Linked DNA regions of Homo sapiens: region 2 is linked to region 1. Evidence: read pairs that join two places in POLR2A ChIA-PET (ENCODE). Cell type or tissue: MCF 10A. All regions are shown on one strand. Region 1 overlaps FNDC3B (fibronectin type III domain containing 3B). Region 2 overlaps FNDC3B (fibronectin type III domain containing 3B).

The links. Peaks named below come from ENCODE experiments on the same cell type or tissue, not always from the same donor. Only the 100,000 strongest peaks of a DNase experiment are listed, where the experiment ranks them.
Region 2: POLR2A ChIA-PET joins it to region 1 with 7 read pairs; 11 of 35 experiments call an interaction of 5 or more read pairs at or near these places.

The regions. Positions count from the first base shown.
Region 1 is chr3:172,167,536-172,172,535 of GRCh38, forward strand. The region is part of intron 3 of FNDC3B (fibronectin type III domain containing 3B); the gene reads left to right. It overlaps LOC124906304 (a long non-coding RNA gene), which reads left to right. Exons shown (of 2, transcript XR_007096169.1): 2 at 1-5,000. Among named protein-coding and RNA genes, the nearest start is that of FNDC3B, 130 kb to the left of the region's middle. In MCF 10A, a CTCF peak has its summit at 1,737; DNase peaks (open chromatin) are centred at 1,616 and 1,956.
Region 2 is chr3:172,094,581-172,099,580 of GRCh38, forward strand. All of the region lies in intron 1 of FNDC3B (fibronectin type III domain containing 3B), which reads left to right. Among named protein-coding and RNA genes, the nearest start is that of FNDC3B, 58 kb to the left of the region's middle. In MCF 10A, no CTCF peak of the experiment used is centred here; a DNase peak (open chromatin) is centred at 2,711.

The sequences.
Region 1 (5,000 bases):
ATGGAATCTACTGAGATTTGCATGTAGTTTTTATGCTTTCCACAGCCTATGAGCTCTTTTCACTGCAGTACTTTTAAGTTTTCTAAGACCGGGGTCCCCAAGCCCTGGGCCATGGATGGTACCTGTCTGTGGCATGTTAGGAACCAGGCCACACAGCAGGAGGTGAGTGGCAGGCAAACGAGCATTACCACCTGAGCTCTGCCTCCTGTCAGATCAGCAGTGGCATTAGACTCTCATAGGAGCACGAACCCTATTGTGAACTGCGCATGTGAAGGATCTAGGTTGCGTACTCCTTATAAGAATCTAATGCCTGATAATCTGAGGTGGAACAATTTCATCCCAAAGCCCTGCCACCGCATCACATCCATGGGACAAATTGTCTTCCACAAAACCTGTCCTTGGTGCCAAAAAGGTTGGGGACCACTGTTGTGAGATCATTTCGAGTTACACCTCTCTGAAAAAGTGGACATATTCCAGTGGTGTTTACCTGGCAGCTGTTGTAATGCTATGATGTAGGTCTTTTCTCTATACAGAACATGCTGATGCTGATGACTGTATTCTTTGGCAGCTCATAGTATGAGCATATAATAAATCTTATGTATGCACTTTTTACCCTCACTTTTCAAATTGTTATATTTAGTCAGTGAAAGCAACTAGAAAAAAGTAAAACTGATACCAGCTGTTATACATATTGCCATATCCCAGCATGATTTGCTCCTGTAAGCCTGGTGGTCACATACAGCAGTCTGCCTTTCCTGCTCTCCTACTCATCTTATAAAAAGACTCTACCAGATTAGCCCTCTTTTCTTTTATTCTGATTCCTGCTATTTTGAAGTTGTGGGAACCAGAGAAGGAGTTCATATTTCTCTACCATTCTATGGCACCTTTGCCCTAGTAGGATGGAGTAGTACTGAGCTGACATGTCAGTGGTATGCTGGTGATAGCTTCTATCACATGCGAGAACTGACAGTTAAATTTTCAGACATTCTATGAGCGGTTGTTAAACATAGTCATTGTTAAATGTTAAAATATACAAGCTTACAAGTTAAATTATATTTAATAACTGATAATATATACTCATCACTTCCTGTTATTTCAAGTGTTGCTATATATCTATGCTTTTAAAGTTTCTATCATGTCTGTGTGATGGAAATACTGTGCTGCTGTGTATCTTTTTCTTTTACTTTTTTTTTTTTTTTGAGATGGAGTCTCTGCCACTCAGGCTGGAGTGCAGTGGCGCGATCTCGGCTCACTGCAACCTCCGCTTCCCGGGTTCAAGTGATTCTCCTGTCTCAGCCTCCCGAGTAGCTGGGACTACAGGCGGCGCCACCACTCCCGGCTAATTTTTGTTATTTTTGCTAGAGACGGGGTTTCACCATGTTGGCCAGGCTGATCTTGAACTCCTGACCTCAGATGATCTGCCTGCCTCGGCCTCCCAAAGTGCTGGGATTACAGGCGCGAGCCACTGTGCCCAGCTTGGCTCACTGTTGTAAGAGCTAAGCTAGATTGCTCAAGTGTTTTTCCCTCTCCTACCTTGACATAAAAGTTTTGTCTGTGTCAGACATTCGTATTTTCAGCCACACCCCAGAGTGCATCACTGATGTTTGAGGTTCTTCACCAGCAAGCCCACGTCAGCACTCGGTCATGTCTGTCCAAAAGGTGCTTTGAACCCTTGGAGGATGTGGAATGCCATGTCGACCTCAGTGCCACCAGGGGCATACTCGAGCCCACCAAAGGAGCAAGTGAAGGGGTTGCCTGAGCGGCGCTCCGGAATGTGCTGCAGCCTTCTGCAGAATGATCTTTGCTGAGTGAGGCCTGCCTGTAGGAGCTAACTGGTATGTTTGGTAGTGGAGGCATCGGACAGTGTAGTCAGTAACAAGATACTAAGATAAATGCAGGGGTTAAATGCTTCCTAGAGTGATGTTTTTTAAGCTGGCTAGTTTTGTTTATTGCAGGAATTAGGTAACTTTGTTGGAGAGCAACCTTGAAGAGCAGTGGAGATGAGTCAGACTTCCTGGCTACTTAGCCAGTATCAAGTAATTAAAAACCACTCCATGGATGGGGCCACGCCGGCAGAGAAACCTTCTTACAGGGAATGACTTTATGATACCCACACTTTTCAAAGAGTGGGCTGCATTGAGCTGGTCTCATTGGGAAGCATGTTACCTACGAGTGAGTGAGAAAAGCTGCACAGGTGCCTAGCAGTTGCTCTGCTCATTTCACTTCCACTGGATGAGTTACTTTGTTCCCCATTCCAAAAGCTGACTGTTCCTATTCCCATTTAAACGGCACTTTATAAAATTCTCATGTGTCTTTACATTTTATGCTTGCCACAAAGAAGGAAATTCATTGCTTGATTAAACTTAAAATAGGATTTTTTAAACTAAGGGAACCTAAAAGCCACTCTTGACTCCAACATATCAATTTAAGCCACTGCAGCTGCGGTTTCTGTCCCGTCCTCTGCTGTTTTACACAGAACTGGCTTCTAGTGGAGCTCCTAACATTCCAATCTATTTTTTTTGTTTGTTTAAATTTCGTTATCTATGTTATTTAAAAGGTATATTAAAAATATAAGCAAAGTTGTTTTCTTCCTCCCCTCTAGCTTTTATTGAAAATATAAATGTAAGCCCAGAGGGGAAAATTATTTCCTAATTCTGTAAAGATTCCTGCAACATTTTCCTTCCAAGGAACTGGCAGTATCTCCTCTGTTACTCTCAGTTGAATATAGAATATTTGGGATTGTGGACAGGTCATATGTTTGTTTCTCTCCTTCCCCCGTGTTCCGCTTTGCCCAAGTCAACAAGCCATGGTTGCCAGGAGGCTCTTCTTGGGCCAAAGCAGATACCAGGACTTCACCTTGCTGTGACAGTGGTTGGGGACCAGGAAGATGAGCAAGAATGAATTTGTAAGCAACTGAATTTGCAAGCAATGTATTGATTGTAAATGAATTATTTCGTACATCCCTGTAGTTGTCCCCAGTCTCCATTCCAATAGGATCCCTGGAGCTGATTGGGAGAGAAGAAAAAGAGATACCTGATTGGTACCCCTCCTAGCTGTTCCAGTAGCCAGGTGGGCTTGGCAGAGACTATGAAAGAGGCAAGCTACAAGTGGATTGAGACTGTGGGGAATCTTACAAAGAAATAGGGTTGTATATTGTTTCGACTCCTTTTGCGTGGTTGTCTTCTCCAAGCTGCCTAGATAAGTCAGCAGAAGGGCTCAGATGAAACATGTTTTGTAAATGTAACTTTCAGGTAATGAAACAGTACCTTCCCATTATTGAGCTCTTTTTTTAAATAGCTAGTTTTGAGTTGAAACCAAGACAATAGATATTCATTATGCAAACCTTTGAGCCACCTTTATGGTATTACTGTCTTAGTATTGCTCTAATGTTAAATGTCTTCTCTGTTTACTGTAAGATAAAACCTTTGTGTTCAGTCAGAAAATAAAGGGACTCCTTGGAGGACTTTGCCAGGGGCTGCATGAAGATATGTGGCTGAGACCTATATACAAAGGCCTTCTGTGCAGGGTCTATGTGGCTCTACAAAAGTGGTAAGCTGAGCTGAGAGGAGAAGCCTACAGAAATGGAAAGTGGAGGTTCCTGTGTCCATTATTTCAAACTGAAGTTGCTCCTTTATTTAGAAAACAAAGCAACATGCCAGACAAGTACATAAACATTTCATGTAATTATATTAAGATAGGCTTGGAAAGTGCTGATGGAGACTTTAAAAACACCTGGTTCAAAAGCATGTATTTATCTTCTCTGAAATTAACTGGTGTTTTATGTCATTTACAGTCTAGTGTGCACACTTCTTATTTAGCAAAAAATACCACTTCATTTTCATTTTTTCCTTGTTGTAGATGTGGCACATATTACTACTGGAAACTTCGATGCCCAGTATTTTTTTCTCTATTCTTTTTATTAAAGAATGGGGTATCTTTTTAAAACTCTCTTTGCACACTGGCATGAACAGGGAACACAGTATTGGTGGAGATGGGGTTGGGGGAGGTTTAGAGGGAGGAATTGCATTCTTTTGGCATTCCTGAGAGGAAAACAGCTGTATTAACTTTTTTTTTTTTTTTTTTGGAAAGTGCAGAGGCATCTCCCCTGACTCTCAGAATTCCAGTTCTTTACAGCTGAGCAAAAACAGCATGGCATATTATTTATGCCTGGAGTCAGCATGCATGAATGTTGCTGTTCTGATTATTAGCCAAGAGAAAACAGCTGTATACATTACTAATAAAAGGACTTTGAAATGAAAAAAAAAAAAATCCAATAGTGGGGTTTTCCCCTATAAACAGCAGATGTGTACAGGGTTTTACCCCATGTCTGCCCTGTACTTTAGCACCACTGTCCTGGGAGGTAAATGGAAGCCAGCATGAGAGGTGGAAGTATGGTGAAAGTAGATATGTTTGTAGCAAAATAGGTATGCTGTGGTTGACTAGAGACATTTTAAGGTTTATTATTTTAAGAGAGCAGTTGTGCCTAGCCATCATTCCATTCCTCCTCCTTCGCCTCTCATAAAAAGAAAATATTGTGTACCTGCAAACATATGCTCTGCTATCAGCATTCAGACACCCAAACACCGAAATCATTTAGCAGCTCTTACTGCTGTCAGTAAGCAGATGATGGCGTAAGGGGTTTAGAATTTGATATGTGTTTTCTAAAGCATCTCTCAAAATAGGCATTGTCTATTTCTTGTTTGTTGCTTGTGGGAAATTTTTCGTCAAGTGTACCTGTACCTAACCCATGACTAAAACTTACCTAGATCTTAATTTCTAGATTTAAAAAGAAGAAAAAAGGGATCAAGTAAGGAACAGCGAAGTAAAGAATATCTAAGATTAAAAGTAGGAATAGCTACAATTACCTAGATTTCAATTTCTGGGTTATTTTTAGTGTGACAAAGTAAAGAGTGTCCAAAATTACAAATCTGAGGGATAATTCAAAGATCCTTTTTTGTTGTCATTGTTCCTGGGGGAATATGTTTCCTGGGGGAAGGAGC
Region 2 (5,000 bases), 73 kb before region 1:
TGGTTTCTCCTTTTTGAGTTATTTAAGTAATGCTGCTGTGAATATCTGTGAGGAATCTGCGTTTTTAAACAAGCACCCCGCTTAATTCTGTTGCTGATAGTTCCTGCACATATCTGGAGAAACTCTAACCTGAATGGTTAGTGTTGTAGAATGACTCCCCTCACAGTGCTAAGTCCTCTGTTCCCCATCTCTTATGGGTGCTTCTGCTTGAAGAATCACTGGTCTGTGAGCGGGTGTGTAGTGGCTTAGTGGAAGTGAGGTTCCAGAACTAAATTACATGGTCTGCATGTGCAGGGTAGAGTGGACAGAAGGGACATGACAGGGACAGTAGGCAGAGTAAATGGGTCCTGTACTTTTTCAGAATCTAGTAGTGACTTGACTAGTTCCTGAACTAGGGTGTTGCTGCTGGTGGTGGTAATGGAAAGGAAGAGTCAGAGGTAACAGACTTCATCAAAGGAATACTCTCTTCAGTAATGGTGATTTTAAAATACTCGGCAATTTTTGTTTTTCATTGACTCAGACACAGTTCTGTCTAATTCTGACCTTATCTATTCCTATCATCCTGTTGTTCAAAGTAAATGTATTTTTACCAACTGTTTGAGAGAGGAAATCCTGGGATAATTAGCTGAAGGATATAGTGTAATAAAAAAATACCAAGTTTTGATATTTTGAAGCCTCTGATCTACTAGGGATGTTTAGATACAGTACAAGCCTGAGTCAGAGCTGAACTTCTCAAAGTTCTTTTTCAGACTTGGGATTCTGTGGTATATTCTGAAACTGAAAATAGCTTCTAGGAGATTCACAGTCCCCACCACCACTGCCCATTGGCGCCACTGGGCCCAAAGTGAAGGGCCTAGAACAGCTCACACCTTTTTCTGAGAGCTATAGCACAGCTTTAGAAGAGAGATTGTCGCAGCCAGTGACCCATATCGGGTACTCATAGAGAGGGGTTTTGTTTAATAGGATTACCCTTGACCAGATATCCATGATCTGTTTCACATTTTTCCGTTAGATTATTTGGCACAGATGTGATCAGATTGCCCTTAAGATGCTCTTTGTTCTGTGTACTATTTTTCCCCTCTCCTAACACAAGCATCATTAAAAAAGTCTTGGAGCATTGATACATCAAAAGATTCTTCTTTCTACCTACTTTATCAAAATCACTATGAACACTTTGGTGTATGTTCTTCTAGACTCTTTTCTTTGTTAAAAAAACAAACAAACAAACAAACAAACAAAAAGCCTAGTTTTGCACAGAGTATCACAGCGTGCACTTCCTTGTTAACCTGTTATTTCCCCCTACAAACAATGTGTTGTGAACACCTTCCTATGTTAGCAGATTGATTTCTACAGCATTTAAAATTGGCTGTAGAGTTTTGCATTGTATGGATAAAATACCTTCCAAGTTTTCACTGTTTCATACTGTGATGTATGTTTTCATACATTGTTCTAAAATATCTTAAGCCACATCGTACATATTGCCAGTTTGGTTCTCTGTGAATTTTACTGGTAACAATACAACCTAGATGCTCAGGGTTAATTAAGTATTCTGGGGCAAAGTGCCATTGAACCTGGTTCCTGGTACATACATTCATTCTGATTATTGGTTGGGATAGGTTTATAGTTGTGAAATAGGTGCTACAGACAGTTAACATAAAACATCCTGTAGCTCTCAGAAGATAGAAAATGCACCCTTTAACTTTCAGAAACTTGCATACCTATAAACGTAGAAACAAGGAATTGCATTTTTATTAATTCATGGAATCCAGTCTTCATAATGGATTTAAATAATTCTATTTAAAATATGTGCACACAATCTAAAAGCATTTTGTCATTGTAGCCTAATATCATATAAAAAGAAATTGTGCCTCTGAGTGCACAGTGGACATACCTGTTGTATCATCTGTTTTTCTGGTTTATTGCCATCTTTCTGCCAGAGTCCAGGACCCTAGAGGAGAATTTCACCATCTTCTCTGAAGTAAAATGTGATTTAGGAACCAGCTTGCTTATTTTTTAAAGTAATGAGTATCACTGTTATGTATCAAAAATAAAAAAATAGGCAGATTGATTATAATCTGTAGCCCCTTACTGTAAATTTCAAATAGAAAAGCAAGATTGAGAGGAAATACATCATCATTTTAACAGTGGCTATTTTTGAGTGGTGAGATTATGAACAATTAAACTTTCTTCTTGCTTTTCTGTATTTTCAGATTTCTAGAGTGAACATGTATTATACGCTATAACGCATAGGAATGTGGGAATAAAAATACGGGCCAAATATTTTTAAAAGGTATGGGATGAGGGCGGGTGGGCTGGAAAGAACCCATAAAGATAAGAGTGGGTAGTTACTTTTCCACTGTTAAAGAATGAGGCTTGCCAGCTCCTAAGGAAATCTCTGACCCCACCCTGTACTTTTCAAGCAAGAGCTTTTGAAGTCTTTTGTGCTAGTTAGAGACTAGCATAGTTAGTACAGCTAAGTAAGTATGTAACAGATTCTATTATTAGGTTTATCTTTGCTGATTCCCATTTGATTGACAGCGAGTTCTCCACCCAGAAAGTTTGATTTATTTTGGCAGTTGGAAGAGGATTTTATGGAGCACTTGTTATCTAAAAAAAGTAAGGCTGTGGAACCTGCTTCCCCCACCCCTCTTTTTTAGCTGTTTGGGTTGGTCCTAGTGAGCATGCCTAATCTAAGGATTACTCAGCAAACATGACCTTAGGGCTGGTTTTGTAAATGTTACCAAATCTATTACTTAACCACAGATGTTCTTCCATTGTTGTGTCCCACAGCCAGAGTAGAATGGTGACGATTAGTTCTGTGAGACTTGGATAAAACCTGTATTCTTTAGGTCTCTTTGTATGTGGTGGTTTGAAAGTATTTCCTCACAAAAATTTAAACAATCACATGGTGCAAAGTAAATTGAATTATGTTTTCTTAAAAAAGTTAACTTATATCATTATACAAATTATAGATGCTCATTGTAGAATATTTTAAAAAATATAGCAAGTTCAAAAGAAAAATACAACTTATTCGTTATTCTATTATCCATAAGTTAAGCATTAACATTTTGGTTCTATTTCATTTCAGTCTTTTAAAAAATTGTGTATACATATATAATCTGACTGTGTAAATTGCACTAAGCATTCTATTGTGAACACTTCCTCATAGTCTGGTTTACTTTTTCTATGTTGTAAAAGCAACTTCCTGACACTAGTAAATGGTATTATTTATGATGGGCATGGATACACATATCTTTTATTTTACAGCAGCTGCCTTAAGTAGACTTCCAGTAAATCCTTGAGATGTATGTATTACTTGTGATATTCTTTATTATTATACCCAAATTGATAGATTAGTAGAACTGGCAGGGGCATTGGTCATGGAATTCAGTCCTTTAATTTGAGAAATAATCCTTTGAGCTGGAGCTGCAAGAAATTTTTTTTTTTTTTTAAGAAATGAGAAAAATAAGCCAGAAGAGTTGCCCTTTGCCCAATATTATTAACTTATTTAATGGCCGTAAGATAACACTGTTGGAAGCAGCTGCCTCTTTTCTTGTACAGGTTGGGAAGTTGGGGTATTGAGAATTTAATCAACACATTTTTTTAAAGAACCAGGTTGTACTTCCTTACATGCTCAAGTATGGAGGAAAAAGCCAAACCCTGAGGCTAGTAGTTTAGTATTGAATTGCCAAAATCTATTTATTAATTTCATTTTTCATTCACCAGTTGATTTGATGGCATGTGTAAGCAGTCACCATTGTCTTGATTTCCTGCATGTACCTGTACAGAAGTCATTGTTAACATGATACTACTGACAGTACATGCTTTTCTAGTTGAGGAGTTAAAATAATTTTTTGGCTTTGCAGTTAAACACAGTGGTCGGTATTTAAGGTATTTAAGGAATCGGTATTTAAGGAATCAGTGGAGTTATGAAGTAATATTTGAAGTTTTGATTTTTTAAAAATTGCACATTCAATGTTAACACCTTTCAGTTGGCTTTGAAAAAGCAGTAGATTCTTGGGAGTACTTTCCAGAATATTTGAGAAAAACAATTATGGCTTAGTATTTTTTTTTTAAAGAAAAACAAAGCAATACCCTGAGAGATTATCTAGAAAAATGAAATGGAATTGTTGAGTTTCCCCTTCACCTTGGGAAGAACTCGGGGGAATGGTTGTGAACAACACTGGCTTTGTTGACCCTGAAGTGTAGGCAGTTAGGGCCTGTGAACATGGCATTTATAGTGGTCCACCATCCTTGCTGCCTTGGAAAATTCTTTCTGGAATGGCAGAGGTGCTCTTTGCAAGGCGTGCTTCCTGTGTGAGTACCTATTGTGGAGTCCTCGGTTGAATGGGAGGTTTGTGAGAAGTGGTTTCCCACCAGCACACAATGCTGCCTCTCGGCAATGTAAATACACATTCCACTCAGGGTCAGGCTAACAGTGACTGGCTAGAGCAAACGCCTTCGCAAAGAAAGATATTTTGGAGTTCCATTTATTTATAGCGGCCAGTGGAAAATTAATATGCTTGTTAAATCTATTTTTAAAAATGAAAGGGAAGTCTCTCATCTGTTTGTTGAATGCAAATCAATTAGCTGTGGCATATTTTGATTTTGCTAATTTGTTGCTCTAGGAACTGAATTTCAATGTCCTACTAATTCCTTTGTCTATATTTGAAACTTGAGGTTCTCATTTTAAAAGTTCTCTTTATGCTTTGGAAGACTTCTTTTGGGTTCTTTGATGAAAGACATAAATAAATGAATGACCCTAGAAAATACTAGATCAAATCATGGCGGGACTTAAAATGGGCTCATTGAGCAGTAAATGAAGGTCTAGAGATCAGAGCAGATATGATTCTTCCTTAAGAATGGCAACACAATATTATTTGTCGTTACTTCCTTAGTGTTTGATCATTTGCTTTGAATCTGGGGCATGAGTCTGATTACAGGAGAGATTGCACGGGGATCCCCATCTAACAGGCCTGGATTTATGGGTGTCAAGTCTC